Regions from separate parts of the Homo sapiens genome. Here all the other regions are linked to region 1. A link is a loop called in an ENCODE intact Hi-C map of the cell type or tissue named here. Cell type or tissue: psoas muscle. All regions are shown on one strand. Each heading gives the region's core, and the rest is flanking DNA. Links, peaks and the distances in the headings are about the cores only.

Region 1 (6,618 bases), core at 1,569-4,068:
TGCTTGACCAAGGCTTTTCACTTCTTAATTCTCTACAATTCTATTCTTTCCTATGTTTGTTTCTATTGCTCTAATAAGAAAAATAACCACAGCAATCATATATTGAGCACCTACTCTGTGTCAGGCAATACCGTTGTACGACATTTGTCTCATCTCCACAACAGATTGGCTCTGTTACATTGTTTTATAGATGAGGGACCTAAAGCCCAGAAAATTACCCACAGTCACATGCTAAGAACTGCAGAGCTGGGATTCCAACCAAGGTTTGCCAGAGCCCTTGTTCACCTCACCAGGCTGTTCCCCACATCTCTTAGCTTGGACACTTCAGGAAAGCCCCTGAGCTATGGGGTGGCTGGTTGAGCTGCTGGAAGCTTCAGACCAGATGTTAGTTACCATCTTTGCCACCTACATGTGTACCATTCTCTCCCTTTTTTTTTTTTCAGCATCTTTTTTTCGTCTTCTGCTCTCTCATTTGCTATTTCCTCTTAGGTGGATCTCATTATTTCAGTTCAGTCAATGTTTGTTGGGCTCCTGCCCAGGTCTGCTCTGTGCTGTGTATATGTGCAGTGGAATAAGGGCTTCCTGCTTGCCCAGGACCGTGTCACAGTCCTGTTCTGAGAGATGATAGAGACAGCAAGGGAAAGTGAAGGAACTGTAGAGGCAGTGTGAGTGAGACGATGGGCTGTCCTGCCGGAAGAAGATTTTAGATCCACTTTGCCGGTTTTGGTGGCACGGCAATCCAATCACAGTTGGAATAGACTGCTTATTTTTTAAGAGAAAATAAGGTTGGGGGAGGGGAGAATGGCAGGTGATGGGTTGTGGCATTTCCCGTCATGTGTGCTTTGAAGCAGTCAGCTCGCAGTTGTACAGCTGTTTATGATCAGCTTTGTGGGTGATCAGCAGCAAAGCAGGATCCTAAGCCCATTTCCTTGAGCCATTCAAGGTCCTTCAAGCCTGCCTCGCTTACTGTCCGATCCTGTGTTACACGGGGATTAAAATAAACAGATTAAGGAAATACAATTTTGATGTCAATATAAGGCAGTGGTTTAAAAGGATCTCTGGGTCCCACAATCTTGTTCTTAACTAAAATACACAAAGGGGCTCAGTCTATAGAAGAGCTTCAAGCAGAGTCAGTCTGGGAAGATGTGAGGTTGACCCCTGAGCTGTACCCTGACTGTGACTCTGGGGCTGGGAGGCTTCCAAAGAGAAGGCTAGAAAACCGGGGATGTAGGGTGTCCTCAAATCCAATAAATTCAAAAACAATGTCTGTATCCTTCAGCCCTCATTTTCTCATATTTGAATGTCAGTTGTATTTGGAACTTTACATCTTCTGCCAAATTACTGTTTTGCTCAAATAGCTTCTCAGTTAAATTGGAATCATCCAATTTCTCTTTGGAAAGCCACCTGTTCCCCAAAGCATTCCAGCTACAAACACCTTTCAGATGCCTGTGTGTGGGCTTCCTTTTTGCTTTACTAAGCAAAGCCTTTTTGTAATTAGCCATTAAAAAGCCAAAATTCAGTAAACAGTTAATCTGGTCTGTTTTATTGCTCTGTAGCACTAATCTTTACACACTGCATTATAGAGTGAAAAATTATGAGAATCAAATTCATTTTCTCCCTGTTAAGTGTTCGTTATAAAAAAATACTGCTTTCTCTTAGTTATTATTCTAAGCCAGCCAAGTGTGTTTGTGATAAGATACAGATACATGGAATTGGTCCAGTGCTTATTAAGCACCTTTCAGTTTTTGATGTTCATTGTTGGCACATGGACAGACCAATTTGTGAACAGACGCAGAACCTGGGCTACACCGAGGACGCTTGAAATGAAAATTTAGCTTCCTTTACTTCTGCTCTGCCGAATGCTACACATTCAAAGGACTAAAATTGCATAAATAATTAGAATATTGCTCTTCAATTTCACTGACATGAATGGGTCGTACCTGCATCTTTTAGAATATGATTTAACTGAAGGAAGTGGTTTGTGTCCTTGTGATTAAGCTGCTTTACTAGGAGGGTACATATATACTATGTTTATTTAGTATGAAACAACAGAAAAGCAGGCATTTCACCATTTACCTGGATGTTTCTAAATGGAAAGATGTTTGGCATCATATAAACAAAACCAATAAGCAATGAGTTCATGTTTTGCTTTGCAAATGAATGATTTAGCATCGTGTAGGTCTAGCTGTAGATTCAAGTTTAAATGAAAAAATTATTTCGGGTGATGATTTTGGTTCAAGGAAGCTCAAAGTGTGTTTATTCCTATTTGTGCTTTTTTGTGGTACTCTTGGACTGAATATGTAGCACCAGGCTAAAGAAGGGCTAGCCAAACAGCATAAGTAGAGTTTATGTTGCCCCTTTTCCTCTCCCACAGGGGCACATGGAAGGAGAAGTGTGGGGGTTGGCAGCTCACCCTCTCCTGCCCATCTGTGCAACAGTGAGCGATGATAAAACACTTCGCATCTGGGAACTATCTGCCCAGCACCGTATGCTGGCAGTACGGAAACTCAAAAAAGGTACATAACACCACCTTACACATCTGTCAGAGTATTTACAAGTAACAGAATGTGTCATATTTATTCACTCAGTTAATATTTACTGAGGGCACGTGTTATATGCCCATAAATATGCTGGGCAATGAGAATTTTATATTGGTTGCTACAGTCATAACTAAGCACATGTAGAATTATGCCAGAAGGCTGGCCTAATCCAGCTCCATTTTTCACTTCATTTTCCTTGCACTGCACAGATATTTGCCACCTGGGGGCAATATGTCCTTCCTCTTCTCATTGAGAGCTGTGGGAGTCAATTGAAATTCATCAGCTTTTAAAGAATGCTATTTATTTTGTAACAGTCTCCAGAACTTATTTTATGACTTGAAAACAAACATCAATTATATAGAAATATAATACTTAAGAAATGAGTAAATATGTCTTGAACACCTAAATGCACTAGAACTATGAGGTGTACTGAGAGGTACAAATTCAGCAAACATTTATTAAGTAGCTTCTGTGTGGCAGGCACAGGGGATCCCATGATGAATGGTCCCATCTCTAGTGTCAGAGATAGACAGGACTTGAACAGAGTCTCAGCAACATATCCATTCAAATTGGGTAATTCGAGGAGAGTCTTTAAAATGGGACTATTTATATAAAGGGATGGGGAAGGTATGAGGAAATGACCAGGGATAGTGCAGCACTATGCAGCTAGTAATGGCGGCTGCTCTCACTGGCCCTGGGCTTGAAGGGACAGGAGGAGAGGACAATTGCTGCAACCTTGAATATGAGAGCCACATGAGATGGCAGCCTGAGAGAAGCCACGACTGATAGCAGGGGACTCTGCCAGCATGCAGTGACCCTGCGGGAGGCAGCCAGGGAAATAAATGGCCCGGCCTCCCTATTCTTCCTCCATCTCTCTAATTTCCCACCAGTGCTCCCCGTTGGCCAAAGTCAACCTGAAACCAGAGGACAAGGGAGCCCATTGATGCTCTCCATGCAGACCAGCTTCAGGCACAGAGCAGGGTGGACAAGGGCAAAAAGGGGATGTGAAAGGACAAACTAAAGATATTTGGCACAAAGTACCCTGGAGCCTCAGAGGACATCTACTGCTTGGAAATGCTTCATCAGAGAGGTGACGAGCTGAGGCTTGAAGGATCTGTAAAAGTTCTTAAGAGGGAAGGATGAAATTGAGGTCTGACCCTAAAATATTTGTACTGAGTAATTTTATAAGCAGACATGAGGATTGTATTCTAGGGTAATAAAATGAAGAAAGGTGTCAAAACAGTAGTAACAATAGTGATGGTGGCTAATATGGCTGAGCCAACAACTATGCCAGCTCTTTCCATGTAGTCTTTGTAGGAACCCCATGAGTAAGGCTATTATTATTGCCACTTACAAATCAGAAAACTGAGGCACAGGAAGCTTAATTAGTTTGCACATTTAGTAGGTAATGGAACCAAATTCAAACCCATGCAGTGTGACTGTGAGAACACACCTGTGGCCACTGCTTAACACTATTTCCCTCTGCCGTGTTGCCTGTCTTTACACTAGGCTCCTGGGGATTGGTAAATGGTGGAGGCAGGATTTCCCAAATCTAAGTCCAAAGCCCATGCTCGTAATCACTACAGGCTAGAATCATTTTGGCTACTAGTTTATATCGGGGGAATGATAGGCCAAGTCCTCACTGTGAAGGACTTGAATGTCAGTGAATGGACTTTATTCTCTAAGTTAAAAATTAGTTGAACAACTATTGACCCATCTTAGATAGGATAACCATTCAACCCAGTTTACCCCTGTTGTTCTGGTATAATTATTAATAGCTTTCCTTTTCACTCTCAAACGTGTCTTGGTCTGTACGATAGATTGTGATTAACCTAATCTTGATGATGCTCTTCAAGGGCAGGCTTGTATTTTCATTGTCTCAGTACTGGCACGTCAGTTTTGAGCATGAACACAGCTTTCAGCATACCATGAACAGAGGAGTTGGTAAAGAGGCTCGGTATTAAATGCCCTGGCACAAGGCCACCTGGCTGTCCTATCCCTGGGGTGTGCTTACAACGCTCGACAATAAGAATGGTGGCAGAGGGTAGGCATGTTCTTGAATCAGTTTCCTTTTAGACATACCTTTGCAAAGTCCATGCTCCTGATTCAGAAATGTCTTTGTGACCCTACAAAGGAGTAGAGAACATGGTTCATGGAGCACCATCACCCTAGTGCCAATTAGTTTTCCAGAAACCCCTTGGGAGAATGTTCAGATTCCATTCTTCGCGTGACAGAAGAGGCAAGAACAACATCTTTCACCTCTAGAGTTATACATTACAATCCGTGGATCAGAGAATTGGAGCAACTAAAAGAATGAGGTCCTCTAAAGCAAGTTGTATGTAAGGCTTAATATTTAAAAAAAATGGTTTCTGGAAATTTTATTATAGAACTCCTATTCTTAAATATTACCTCTTTTCTTCGAAGCAAAGATACTGGTCCTATTAACCCTATACTCCTTTTCTCCATTTACCCCACTTATTTTTTGGAAACCCCAGGTATTTAAATACTCATAAATGAATGAATAAACCTCATGGAAGTTGAAAATGTATTTTTGATATTATGATCTTTTTCCTTGGACTTGGGGAGAAGAGATACTTAATTTTATTTTCTTGAGACAGGGTCTCCCTCTGTCATCCAGTCTGGAGTGCCATGGCATGATCACTGCTCACTGCACCCTCCACCTCCAAAGCTCAAGTGATCCTTCCACCTTGCCTCCTGAGTAGTTGGAATTACAGGCATGTGCCACTATTCCTGGCTAATTTTTGTATTTTTTGTAGAGATGGGATTTTGCTGCGTTGCCCAGGCTGGTCTTGAACTCCAGGGCTCAAGCAATCCACCTGCCTTGGCCTCCCAAGGTGCTGGGATTACAGGCATAAGCCACTGCACCTAGCTTATTTCTTTACTTTTTGTACAGGGTGGGTTTCGCCTCTACAAAAAATAACTTTTCAACTAATTTTTAACCTACGGAATGTGGCCCAGACTGGTCTCGAACTCCTGGGCTCAAGAGTTCCACCTGCCTCGACCTTCCAAAGTGCTGGGATTACAGGCATGAGCTGCTGCGCCCAGACAAGAGGTGTCTTAAATTAGGAAGTTTTAGTTCTCACAAGTGTAGTGTCAATTTAAAGGCAGTCACGTGTCCATACATAATGCACATCATCAGATTTCTTCATCTTTTCATGTGGTTTGCTTGACAGTGAAGTTTTGGATAATAAGTGTTTTTTGTGGATTCTTCTGTAGGTGGAAGATGCTGTGCCTTTTCCCCTGATGGGAAAGCCTTAGCGGTTGGCTTGAACGATGGGAGTTTCCTGGTGGTAAATGCTGACACTGTTGAAGACATGGTCTCTTTCCATCACAGAAAAGAAATGATCTCTGATATTAAGTTTTCAAAAGGTGAAGATGACAGCAGATACTTTTTAAAATAGCACAGTCTTGGGACAAAAAATTACAAGAATGAACTATTTCAAATGTTTCTTTGACCATTTTCCCACTTTTAAAATACTAAGTTCCTGGAAGTAAATTCCTATATAAAATGCTTCGATGTTAACCCCACATTTTTCTTAACAGATACGGGAAAATACCTTGCCGTGGCATCCCATGATAACTTTGTGGATATTTACAACGTACTTACAAGCAAAAGGGTTGGCATCTGTAAAGGTGCTTCTAGTTATATTACACACATTGACTGGGACTCTAGAGGTAAAGTATGTTGTGGCTTTTAAAATAGAATTTCTGTGTTTAAAAAATGTCCATTTATGCATTGTTTCTAGAGAGAATGGCAGTTGAGTGTTAGAAATGGGAAAGGGGAATCCCACAACAATATAAACGACTGTAATTTTACAACCCAGAGGCAGCTGCTGCTAACATTTTGAATACTTTTTCCATCTTTTTACGCTTAGGATGATTATTGTCACTATTGATTCAAGCCATTGAGTTTTAAGACAGTTAAAGATACATGATGCCTTTTGTTATCATAGCAAGCCACCACCTCACCTTTAGTTGGGAGTGCTTTCTCCTTGTCTTGGGTCCCCTCATCCTCCTCCTGGCTGGTTTCCCTTTTCCACCCAAAGCTCCACCTCTT
Region 2 (5,412 bases), core at 619-3,118, 75 kb after region 1:
GCTTACAATACTTAAGATGATGAACACATGGCAGTCAAGACAGGTAATTTTTCCTCACAACAGTGCATGGCTAAAAATAAAGATCTAACAACGATCTGTGAAACTGCACTGCAACGTCAAGGTTCGTTCTTCCCTGACCCTCCCCCGTATAATCAAATGAATATCCCCTTTAAAGATGAACTCCTACTAATTATTTTGGGCGTTTTCATTCAGCTTTGCGCTTCAATCCAGGGATTTTTGCTTGGATTCTGAAAATGAAAAAGTCAATGTAAATATCAGTTTTGTTTGCTGCTGCTTAAAATACCATCTTCCAAGAACTACTTGTATGTTATTCAGCTAATACAATAAATGAAATCCTTAAAGCTGCCTAATTCTAAGCTATAATTTTGCCACCTTGGCCTCATGAATTAGATTTAAACAAAGCCTTAAACACATAATAAACCCAGAAACGAATGGTCCAAATGTTAGAAAAACAATCTTTTGGCAACTCTGAAGTCACACTTAAGGTCTGATAGAGATTTGTTACTCATTATGCCTGCAATATGAAAATACTGTTCTCACAATCCAGCACACCTTATCCTAGTAAAAACACTGCAGATTTTAAATACTTACTTAGCCATAGCATCTTTAACATTCTTATTTGCAAGTCCTAGATAATGATCTATCTGTGCCTGAAAGAGAGGTATAAAGGAATTATTACCGTTGCTAAAGAATCTTATTAACCACTACTATGTGTCAAGCTAAAGGCTTAAGAAACCATCACACTTCTCATTTTTGTAAGACATTGAAAATGGGCACTAATACATCCGTAAATCCCATGTAATAGAGTGAGTGCTCTATTCTGAAGTCAGCAGTTAGTTAGGAAATTACCTGATGCCGTTCATAAATAACAGGAACACTGAAGAGTGAAATGAGAGCTGAAAAGGGAAATATACAACTTTTCAAAAAGAACGGAATGATTTGGGAGGAATAAACACTCAAAAAACTATTAAACTGGCAACTCAAGATAACCAAGCAGTGTTCCTAATGAATGAATAAAAACATAAGGATCTCTGGATGCATCTGCTGTTGAGGAGCCACTCCAGAGGAATGAATGAACTGTGTGAGGCTGCAGTTATTAGAGCTAGGAACCATTTCTAGCTTCAAATCATATCACAGTGAGATTTCATAAAATAAAGGTATCCCTGGTTAGATTTATGACTGCACCATCATATAAAGCCACCCTTTATCTGGTTTATCACTGTTTGTTAGTAGGAGCTGTCTTCAGCAACTAAGGTAGCATTTCAATAAACCGGGAAGCAGTATCACCAACTTATTTAAAGAGAATACAACCTCAAACTTATTTTGAGATGGAGTTTCACTCTTGTTGCCCAACCTGGAGTGCAATGGCACGATCTCCGCTCACTGCAACCTCTGCCTCTTGGGCTCAAGTGATTCTCCTGCCTCAGCCTCCGGAGTAGCTGGGATTACAGGCGTGCGCCACCACGCCCAGCTAATTTTTTCTATTTTTAGTAGAAATGGGGTTTCACCATGTTAGCCAGGCTGGTCTCGAACTCCTGGCCCCAGGTGATCCGCCCACCTTGGCCTCCCAAAGTGCTGGGATTACAGGCATGAGCTACCGCGCCCGGCCCACATTTTCATCCCCTACTTTTCATACAATGAGAATATTCTCCACTAAAATGTCTAAGCTCCTGGCACACAATCTTTCCAGCAATTTTTCATCCCAATGGCTTTGTAGACTTACCCAAAATCAGTAGTGTCAGACCATTAAACAAGGCACCAACATAGGTAAATACCCACATCAACACTGCAAACTATAAGAAAATAACATTAGCCCATTATAAACAAAATTCAAGTAAAGTTTCTTAATTATGCTTTCAAAAGCATCCCATCTAAATGCCTACCTACAAAAGGCATACAACTTGAAGACTGGGTAAAGTACCATGAGCAGTTCACTATTAAGTCACGAGTCTCAATTATGAATTTCAAAATCCTAAAATAATTAATAGATTTGACCCATTTTCTCTGGACTACACTACCAAGTAGTTGATTCTGCTGAGATCAGACAATATACCAAGGGTGCATCTTACCCCTCCAGCCCTAACAACATTTACCTTTTAAATGGGAAGACTATAAAGGTGTTATGAGAATTGTCTATTAGAATTGATTTCAAAGTATGAACTAGTTGAGTGCTTGAAGATATATGAGCTGAATAATTCAGACATTAATATCTCAGCTGATAAGCAATAATTGGGCAAAGAGTACTTATCAGGGAAATTACGTTTCAGGTACCAAAAATATCACCTCTAGCCTTTGAAGGATCAGGCACAAAGTCAGTCTGAATTTTGTTAAACATTGGTCATCATCAGTTCCTTTGCTTTCTAATTCAAGGCCTTCATGTGTATGTCTGGCAATCACTTTGACCTACTTAGTAGGTAACAAACATGATGCCACCAGCTACAGTGATTATTTAGGCTTATGTAACACTATAAATGAAAAGGGGAGTAGTAGAGCACCCCCATTATCTAAAGCGGGGATCAGCAAACTTTCTCTGTGAAGAGCCAGACAGTAGAATTTTAGGTTTTATGGGCCACATAGGGTTTGTGTCTCATATTATTCTGTGTCGTTGTCATAACCCTTTAAAAATGTACACCACCCACTCTTAGCTCCCACACTATACAAAAACAGGCCGTGGCCCAAACAAGCAGTGGTTTGCTAACCCTTGATCTAAAGCATATATCTTTCTCCATGTATTAAACGAACTCTGACTGAATGCTTACTGACCATTAATTAAGCAGTCAAACATTAGTAAGCATATTTATTACAGCTTAGGAAGACACTTTGGATGACTCTACCAAGCAACAGTTCTACAAATAGCAACACTCTGGTCACCCTAACTGAATTTAACTAATGTTCAAGTCAGTAAATATCAGGCATTCTTAATATCTGTCAATTGAAAAAAAATTTTTTTAAGCTGCCGTATTCTTAGCAATTGCTATTGGAACCCCTGGTAGAAAGGTTTGAAGGATGACTTCAGTTAGTAAGGCTTTTCTCTCACAGTTTTATAGACTCCTATTGCTGAAGCTAAATATAACTTTTGCACTTGAGCAAGTTTACTATAGAGTAAGAGAGTTATTTTTATCCATCACTATCCACAAGTCTAAAGGGAAAAGTGTTGACCTTCCATATTTTAGAAGAAATTACTCTAGCAACGAAGATGCCCTTAACATGACAGAAGATAGTAACAAACACAAGCTAAAATAACTCCTCATTTGGTCATTACAGTCACTGACAAGGCTTCACTCCAAGTCCACAGGGGAAAAGCCCAAGACTTCACACCTGAGCCACTGTAGGGGCTCAAATGTCACTTGCCTCTTTGAGAACACTTCCTAAAAGCCAGGCTATCCCAAGACAAAGAGAAGAACACAGGGAGGTCTCAAATGTCCTTAGGGCCAGGCAGGTGACATACATGTATGTGAGAGGCTGGGAGAGAACTGAGGCACACAGTGATATGCATTCTTCCTCTCAAAGGGGCACTTACAACCCTGCTCCATACGCTGTGGCCATGCAAATATTCCAGGCCAGTGTTGCCAGAAATGTACACTTTTGTGTGCTATCATATAATTTTTAAATGTTGCAGCTATGTTGAGAAAACTGAATACTTCGGCGGCCCAAAACAGAAATAGTGGTTAAGTGTATTCAGGGAACACACCACCAGGAGAGAAAGGGGTGGCAGCAAGAACTAACCTAGAGAGTAACCATTATTAATGGGAATCCACCACAAATGATGGATTTGTAACATGGCAGGAATAAGGTCAATAAACACTTTAAAGAAGCAAACAGGCTGCTCTCATTTTGGACTTAACAAATTCTACACGATTCCATGGCAAATACTTTGCAACATTATAGCCAATACTTATTAACTGAAGAGGTCAAAGCTTATCTCTCCATTGCACAGTATCGAGACTGGAGGAAGGAGGCCTAAAATGTAATGAAGATCTAACAAATACTTACTGAAAAGGGGCAAGGGCCACATCTGGTTTATCTTTCTTCCAGGGCAATAAGAGAATTAAATTCACTGTGTATAACACACCTGATTAAAGAGCTCTGCAGATTTGTGATGTTTCAATTTGGGGGAAGGGGTATCTTTAAGGCAAACGGTGGGAGAGTGCTTAGTAAGATCTCAGAAATTACTCTGGCAGTTCTGACCATTTCAAAACTTTCCTGCACTCTCAAACTCTAAACTCTACTTGCCCTTCTGTGTCTCCTTCAGATTCATTCATTAGTTGGTAGTTTGGACTCTCTCTATATCCCCAGCCCACTTCCTTCTAATTTTTCTGAGAGCTCAAGAAACCTGAAAGGAAGCTGTCAAAATGTGAATGTTAACAGCTGCCTATGAGCCTGAGAGCTAGATTTTAGTGTTCTTCTGGGTCAGCTATTTCTGGAGCTCAGGCCGTTTTTTTTTTTTTCTTCCTCTCACTTTCAGATTTAAGATTGTGTTCTGGAACATTATAGTTGCGCCTCAATTACAGAAAAGTAAGAACCTCTGCTGAAAATACCTGGTCTTAGTCCCTAAAAAAGTAAAATTATTAGACAGCTTTTTGGGATTTGAGGTTTCAAAAGACAGGAACCTGCTAAGAAGGCTCAGTCAGACTCAATTAGCCCAAAAGCTGAGCCCAGTAGGCATTGTCATATGCTTTTCTTTCATAATTGCGGGTGGGAAGCGAGGGGAGGGAGGATTTATAGTTTAATGCCACAACTTTTTAAAACAGTGATTTTTGCCATACTATTTGACTAGGAAAATGATCGTTGCTCACTCTATAAATACTTGAAATCTTTTCTAGGACTTAGAAGTTTGTAGTTAATTGCAAAGGAGCAAAACAAACGGAATATTACACAAGAATTTAAAAGGAGAACTCTGCAGAACATGTCTTATTTTTATTCGCCCAAGTCAACCACCAGGAAACTTGGACCAGGCACACGGATACCCATCATTTCACACCGGTGTTTATAAAAGGACTAATGAGCCCTGGAGTTTGGTTATTTTTTTGATCACATTTTGAAAGGCCAGGCTCCTCCTTCACTGCCCCCGCCAAAAGGCAATAAGCAAGGAAAAGGTTTCACATGCTAGCAAGAGCGGCTCTAAAATTTCAATTTCTGAGGAAGATGGTTTCACATGGAAATAGTCATAATTGTAGGCTGGGCATGGTGGCTCACACCTGTAATCCCAGCACTCTGGGAGGCCAAGGCAGGCAGATCACCTGAGGTCAGGAGTTCGAGACCAGTCTGGCCAACTTGGCAAAACCCCATCTCTTCTAAAAATACAAAAATTAGCTGGGCGTGGTGGCGGACACCTGTAGTCCCAGCTACTTGGGAGGCTGAAGCAGGAGAATCACTTGAACCTGGAAGGCA
Region 3 (5,412 bases), core at 619-3,118, 83 kb after region 1:
TATGTACAAGGTTCTATTTCATTTGCTCCAAAATATTTTTAGTTGATCTCTTTTGAAACTTATTAACCAAGCATGCCAAACAACATAACCGTAATCTTTTTATTTACAGACTAACATCAGATCATTTTAAAACACCACTACAGATTTAGTCACTAAATGCAACCACTCTATACGAAAGAGGTAAGTAATAAAAGGAAACTACATTATTTACCCTTGATGTTATTAGGAAGTAACTTAAGTTCCAAGTCATAAATAAAAATAAGAGATGCGGCTGGGCGCAGTGGCTCATACCTGTAAGCCCAGAGACGCAAACAGCTGAAAATAACGTATCAACTACTAGGTTATAAAGGCTAAAATGTTTTTGTTTTTTTTTTTTAAAAAGCACTTTAAGCACTTAAACCTATTCTGACCAGTTCAGAAATTGTTTTTCTGAGTCTAAAGGCCCAGTCACCTTATTACTACTATATCCTTGGCATGTGTGATAAATATAAACTAGAACATTTCTCTTGGAAATGAAAAATGAAAAATTATGAGAATTACCACCACTACATTTCTGCCCAGGCTTAGATTGGAAACAAGTCTGCCTGTTTTCTGCAGAGTCACAGGAAAGAGCATATACAACACAAATGACAAGTTCTATGAAAAAGAAAAGCACTACAGGTCCAGTGCTTCAGGCTTAAATTACACAACTGTGGTTTAGTGCCTGTTTCGTCAGTCAGAACTTTGGGAGAGTTTATTTGCAAGGTGAGACTCTTAACAGCTGCTTATGTAGCGAGATCCAAAAACTAAAGAAAAACTTCCAATGATTACCAGTTGAAGATTAGTTGAAGTGTTTCAGAATATTAAATCTTATCTAGAATAAGAAAGAGTCCAAGATATGAAATAGCTTTCATGTACATAAGTGCTAGACTGTAAAGCAAAGTCAGAATGAATAAATCTGATAATGCATTAGACGATCTTTATGCTTATAGTCAAAATTCCGATTAATTTCCTTTCCTTTTAATCTTTATGATTTCCGAAAGTATTACTATATATATATATAATTTTTTTTTGAGACAGAGTTTCACTCTTGTTGCCCAGGCTGGAATGCAATGGCGTGACCTCAGCTCACCGAAACCTCTGCCTCCCGGGTTCAAGCGATTCTCCTGTGCCTCAGCTTCCTGAGTAGCTGGGATTACAGGCATGCACCACCACGCCTGGCTAATTTTGTATTTTTAGTAGAGACGGGGTTTCTCCATGTTGGCCAGGCTAGTCTCAAACTCCTGACCTCAGGTAATCCACCCGCCTCGGCCTCCCAAAGTGCTAGGATTACAGGTGTGAGCCACCACACCCGGCCCACAAGTATGATTTATAACTTATTCTCCTTTAAAAAGGAATACAGGACTCTCTGTATTAAGTATGACCAGAAAAAAAAAGGGAATAGCACTTCTTCATCCTTATTTGATTGGATTCTGAATTTTAAAACACAAGTTTACAGCCATGTGATTTAATTAATATTTATCATTTACTTGAATATAGAAGAACAGAATTTTACACTCAACTCTCTTGATACTAAATTCTGGGTATATCAAAAATGAAAGGCAAAATAAACTTACCTTCAGAGAATCAACTAAATCATCAACTAAGAAGAGGCGCCTGAGTTCCTTTATCGTGCAGTTCACATGACCAAGAGCAGAATTACTGTACTTCTGAACCAACTCCTCAGATATAGCAACTTCAGATTCCAGATATGCCCTAGAAAACAAAACACATCATAATTGTCACTAATTGGAGTGATTTTCCCCTAAATGTCAATCAGAAATTATATATCTGTAAGAAATTAAGAAAATATTCTACTATAAAAGCCAACTGTTTCCAAATTAGGGGCAATATAAAAACTCAGCAGTAAGGGGTATTTCCTTGATATGCACTGTCTGCTGACTAGCACAGAAAAAGCATACACTTTGAAGCCAGACTGATCTGGGCTTGAATCTGATGCTCTGCCACTTACCTGGCTAGGTAATTTTGCAAAGTTATTTATTCTTCCCTCTAAACTTAGTTTCCTCATTTATAAAGTGGAGATTATCATGAGAATTCAGTGAGAAAAGTGCCTAATGCAACTGAGCACAAGGATGCACTCAGTAAATGGTAGTTATGACTATGGTTGTTTTTTTTTTTTTCTTAAAGTTGACACTATGTTGTCTCATCACGTTTTCCTAACAAAGATCTTTTTCATTTCCAAATCCTAAACTCTCTCAGACTAACCTTTAGGGGAAATTGTTCAATATGTCAAGCACCAGATTGTAAAGTGGCTGCCAAAAGCACAGTAGCAATCCTAGCAAAACATAAGAGTTACATCATCTAGATGTTTTAATCCATACCGAGATGGCTAAAATTGTTAAATTTAAAAGTATTGTATTGGTAATAAATAAATAAATAAATAAATAAATAAATAAAAATACTATACTGGGGAAAAAGTCAAGTCCACAGGAATGTAAGAAACAGTTTCATTACTGTTTCAAAGAAGCCATTTTATCTTGGCAGGGTACAACCAACTCAGAAGTGCTGAGTGTTCCCTCGTATCTGTTGGAAGTAGTCCTCATAACCTCCCTATGTCTCAGGATGCCAGTTTCTTACAGTGGAAATAACATCTTAGACAACTCCTTGTCCCATAGTTTTACCTCTGCAACATGCCCCAAATATGTCTCCTGGTTTTTATTCACAGTGCCATCACTCTATTTTAAGCACTTACTATTTACGAGCTGGAATATTCTATCACTCTCCAAACCAATCTCTGATCTGCCTGCATCCAAATCCATTCCGTCAGCCAATGCCAGAATAACCTTATGTGAGCTATCTTAGATAGTGCTGTCTAGGCTGAACTCAAGCAAGAGTTAGAAGACCTGCCACTACCTAGCTATACAACATTGCAAAAGGCATTTAACTTCTCTGGGTAAGTGCTCCAACTCTGTAAATTTGAGAAACAGACTTTCCTCAGTTCCTTCAGGCTCAAACATTCTGTGATTCTATGACTCCAACTTTTCAACCAGGGACATCCTCCTAAATCTTTCCAACCTTACTTCCAACTACTCTTTATGTTGCAGCCAGAAATGAGTCATTCACTAAGTATTTTTTAACCTTAATGTAGCCCTTATTAATCATATGGTTTTCCCAATCTGCAATGCTCTCTTACCTCTGGTGATACCTTATTTAGCCAGTTAGCCCCATCTCAAATCTCACCCATACATAGAGCCTTATCTGCCAATCTCTTTCATAAAACCCTGATGTTCTCTCTCACTCCTGTATAATTCTAACAATGCTTTCTTTTGTGTTAGTCTTATAGTATTTACTAGATTCAGCTCTGAAATATAGACACATGTATACTTGTATATTTTTCCTACTAGAGTATAAGCTGTTATGGACCAGGAATGTATCTTTACTAATACATGGTCTAACACACTGTTAGACAATTATTAACAAAAAACTGAATTATTAATATCAAGTTAAAAATACTCAAATACTCGCACTGATATTTAAACCAGCAATTATTTGTTTACCCAAATTTGAGAAATATAGGAAAGTGGCTGATATAACCCTGGTTGGTATTCTGCTTCTTTGTACCACTGTTACTTGTTCTTGCTGAAGACAAGATGCCTAAGCAGAAGCCATAAAGACAGTACTCCCCATCAATGACATCCTGTAGATATTTACACTAATTCAACTGACATTTATGTGATATTAATACAATGCCAGCACTGTTCATCACTCAGTAACCACAGGTATTAGATACAAACCACATAATATCACCTCTACTAGTATGATTAAGGGGTACTAGGAAAAACTGTCCAACAAGCTTAAACTGGTATGTTGGCTGAATTTACTTTATAATGACTATAAAAGGACTTTAAGAATATAAAGTGTTTCTAGCCAGGCACAGTGGTGCATGCCTGTAGTCCCAGCTACTTGGGACATTGAGGCAGGAGGATTGCTTGAGTCCAGGAGTTCGAGACTAGCCTGGGCGACACAGTGAGACCCATCTCTTTGAAGAAAGTTTAAAAAATGAATAAAGTTGTTTCTAAGAAGGAAATAAATCACTAATATTTTCCAAAAACCTCAAAAATCAAATGATGTGTAAAATTGGAACGGTAGAAAATTTAGAAGTTTTGGCTTGACAATATTTTTACATATTTCAGCATAACTAATTAAAAATCATACTTCTTTATGATTTGTGGCTTGATAATAATATGACTCGGCCTTTTTTTTTTTTTTTTTTTTTTTTTTGAAAGAGTCTCGTTCTATTGCTTAGGCTGGAGTATAGTGGCATGATCACAGCTCACTGCAGCCTTGAACTCCTGGGTTCTAGCAATTTTCTTAGCTCAGCTGCCTGAATAGCTGGGACTACTGGCATGCATCACCACACCTGGCTAATTTTTAATTTTTTGTAGAGATGGGAGTCTCACTATGTTGCCCAGGGTGGTCTCCAACTCCTGGCTTCAAGCAATCCTCCTGCCTCAGGATCCCAAAGCACTAGTATTACAGGCATGAGCCAACACGTTTGGCTGGCTCTGCCATTTTCAAACTACAATTTCAAGTTACTGAATTCCAACTTTTTCCCCATCACCCCATAAAATGGAGTGATACCACCTATCTCACAGAATTATCACAAATTTAAAATAAACTTATTAAAATATGTACATAAAAGGTTAGACACATAGGAGCTATTCAATAAATGTTGGTCTCTCCCCCTAAACTTGTATAACATCATTACTTCATCACAAAGAGAAAGCCAGAGAAAAATCACCAGTCTTTACAATAAACAAAATAATTCAGTAGGTCTCCTCTTTCAAAGTCTGTAAATCCATTTAAGTTTACCCATTAATATCAACTGGATCATGTTGTAGGTAGGTACATAGTCATATGCCCAAACAGATATTACCTTGCCACAAATAGTTTTTTCCTTTGTTTCCCCTACTTTCAAGCTAACAAGTTAGAAATAGTTTTTAAATTATCTCAATCTATTTGAAGAAAAATGATCTCCTTATGCAAAACAATTAACATTTCAAAGGCTTAGTTAATGCAGTAGGAACTGAATTTTCGGATCATTTGGGGTCAGGGTTAGGAAATTCTCCAAAGAGCTGGGTCTTGAACCAAACTAAGAACCAAATAAAAAGTATGACTGAGGCAGCTAAGGAAGGCAGCATGAACATGGGTACAAAACTCTGGAAGGGGTAAATGAGAGACAAGACAAAGACATATGGACTTCATCCTACAGTCTATAGAGGGCCGGTGCATTTTCTTTTGTTTTTTTTCTCTTTAGAAAAAAAGTGGTACTTCTAGAAAAATTAATCGGACATCATCTGTAAGAACTGAAGTAATCCGAGGTAACTACAAGTCAATGTAGTAACAAATGGAGTCCAATTAGGGGTCAGCAAA

Evidence for each region. A loop is a pair of places that touch in the nucleus more often than their neighbours do. Peaks named below come from ENCODE experiments on the same cell type or tissue, not always from the same donor. Only the 100,000 strongest peaks of a DNase experiment are listed, where the experiment ranks them.
Region 2: a loop joins it to region 1, with 2.2 times the contacts of the local background. A loop is called at or near these places in 7 of 110 quality-filtered maps.
Region 3: a loop joins it to region 1, with 4 times the contacts of the local background. A loop is called at or near these places in 6 of 110 quality-filtered maps.

Annotation. Positions count from the first base shown.
Region 1 is chr2:54,897,267-54,903,884 of GRCh38, forward strand. It overlaps EML6 (EMAP like 6), which reads left to right. Exons shown (of 42, transcript NM_001039753.4): 22 at 2,375-2,516; 23 at 5,778-5,930; 24 at 6,105-6,236. Among named protein-coding and RNA genes, the nearest start is that of EML6-AS1, 150 kb to the left of the region's middle. RefSeq lists an enhancer at 6,370-6,618. In psoas muscle, for the core only: a CTCF peak has its summit at 2,762 (motif pointing right); no DNase peak of the experiment used is centred there; H3K27ac peaks cover 1,226 bases.
Region 2 is chr2:54,972,951-54,978,362 of GRCh38, forward strand. RTN4 (reticulon 4) reads right to left here. Exons shown (of 9, transcript NM_020532.5): 6 at 1,745-1,814; 7 at 871-917; 8 at 613-671; 9 at 1-248. The coding sequence ends at 206. Among named protein-coding and RNA genes, the nearest start is that of RTN4, 75 kb to the right of the region's middle. RefSeq lists a silencer at 1,512-1,713. In psoas muscle, for the core only: no CTCF peak of the experiment used is centred there; no DNase peak of the experiment used is centred there; H3K4me3 peaks cover 1,193 bases; H3K27ac peaks cover 2,500 bases.
Region 3 is chr2:54,980,920-54,986,331 of GRCh38, forward strand. It overlaps RTN4 (reticulon 4), which reads right to left. Exons shown (of 9, transcript NM_020532.5): 5 at 1,596-1,734. Among named protein-coding and RNA genes, the nearest start is that of RTN4, 67 kb to the right of the region's middle. In psoas muscle, for the core only: no CTCF peak of the experiment used is centred there; no DNase peak of the experiment used is centred there; H3K4me3 peaks cover 831 bases; H3K27ac peaks cover 2,500 bases.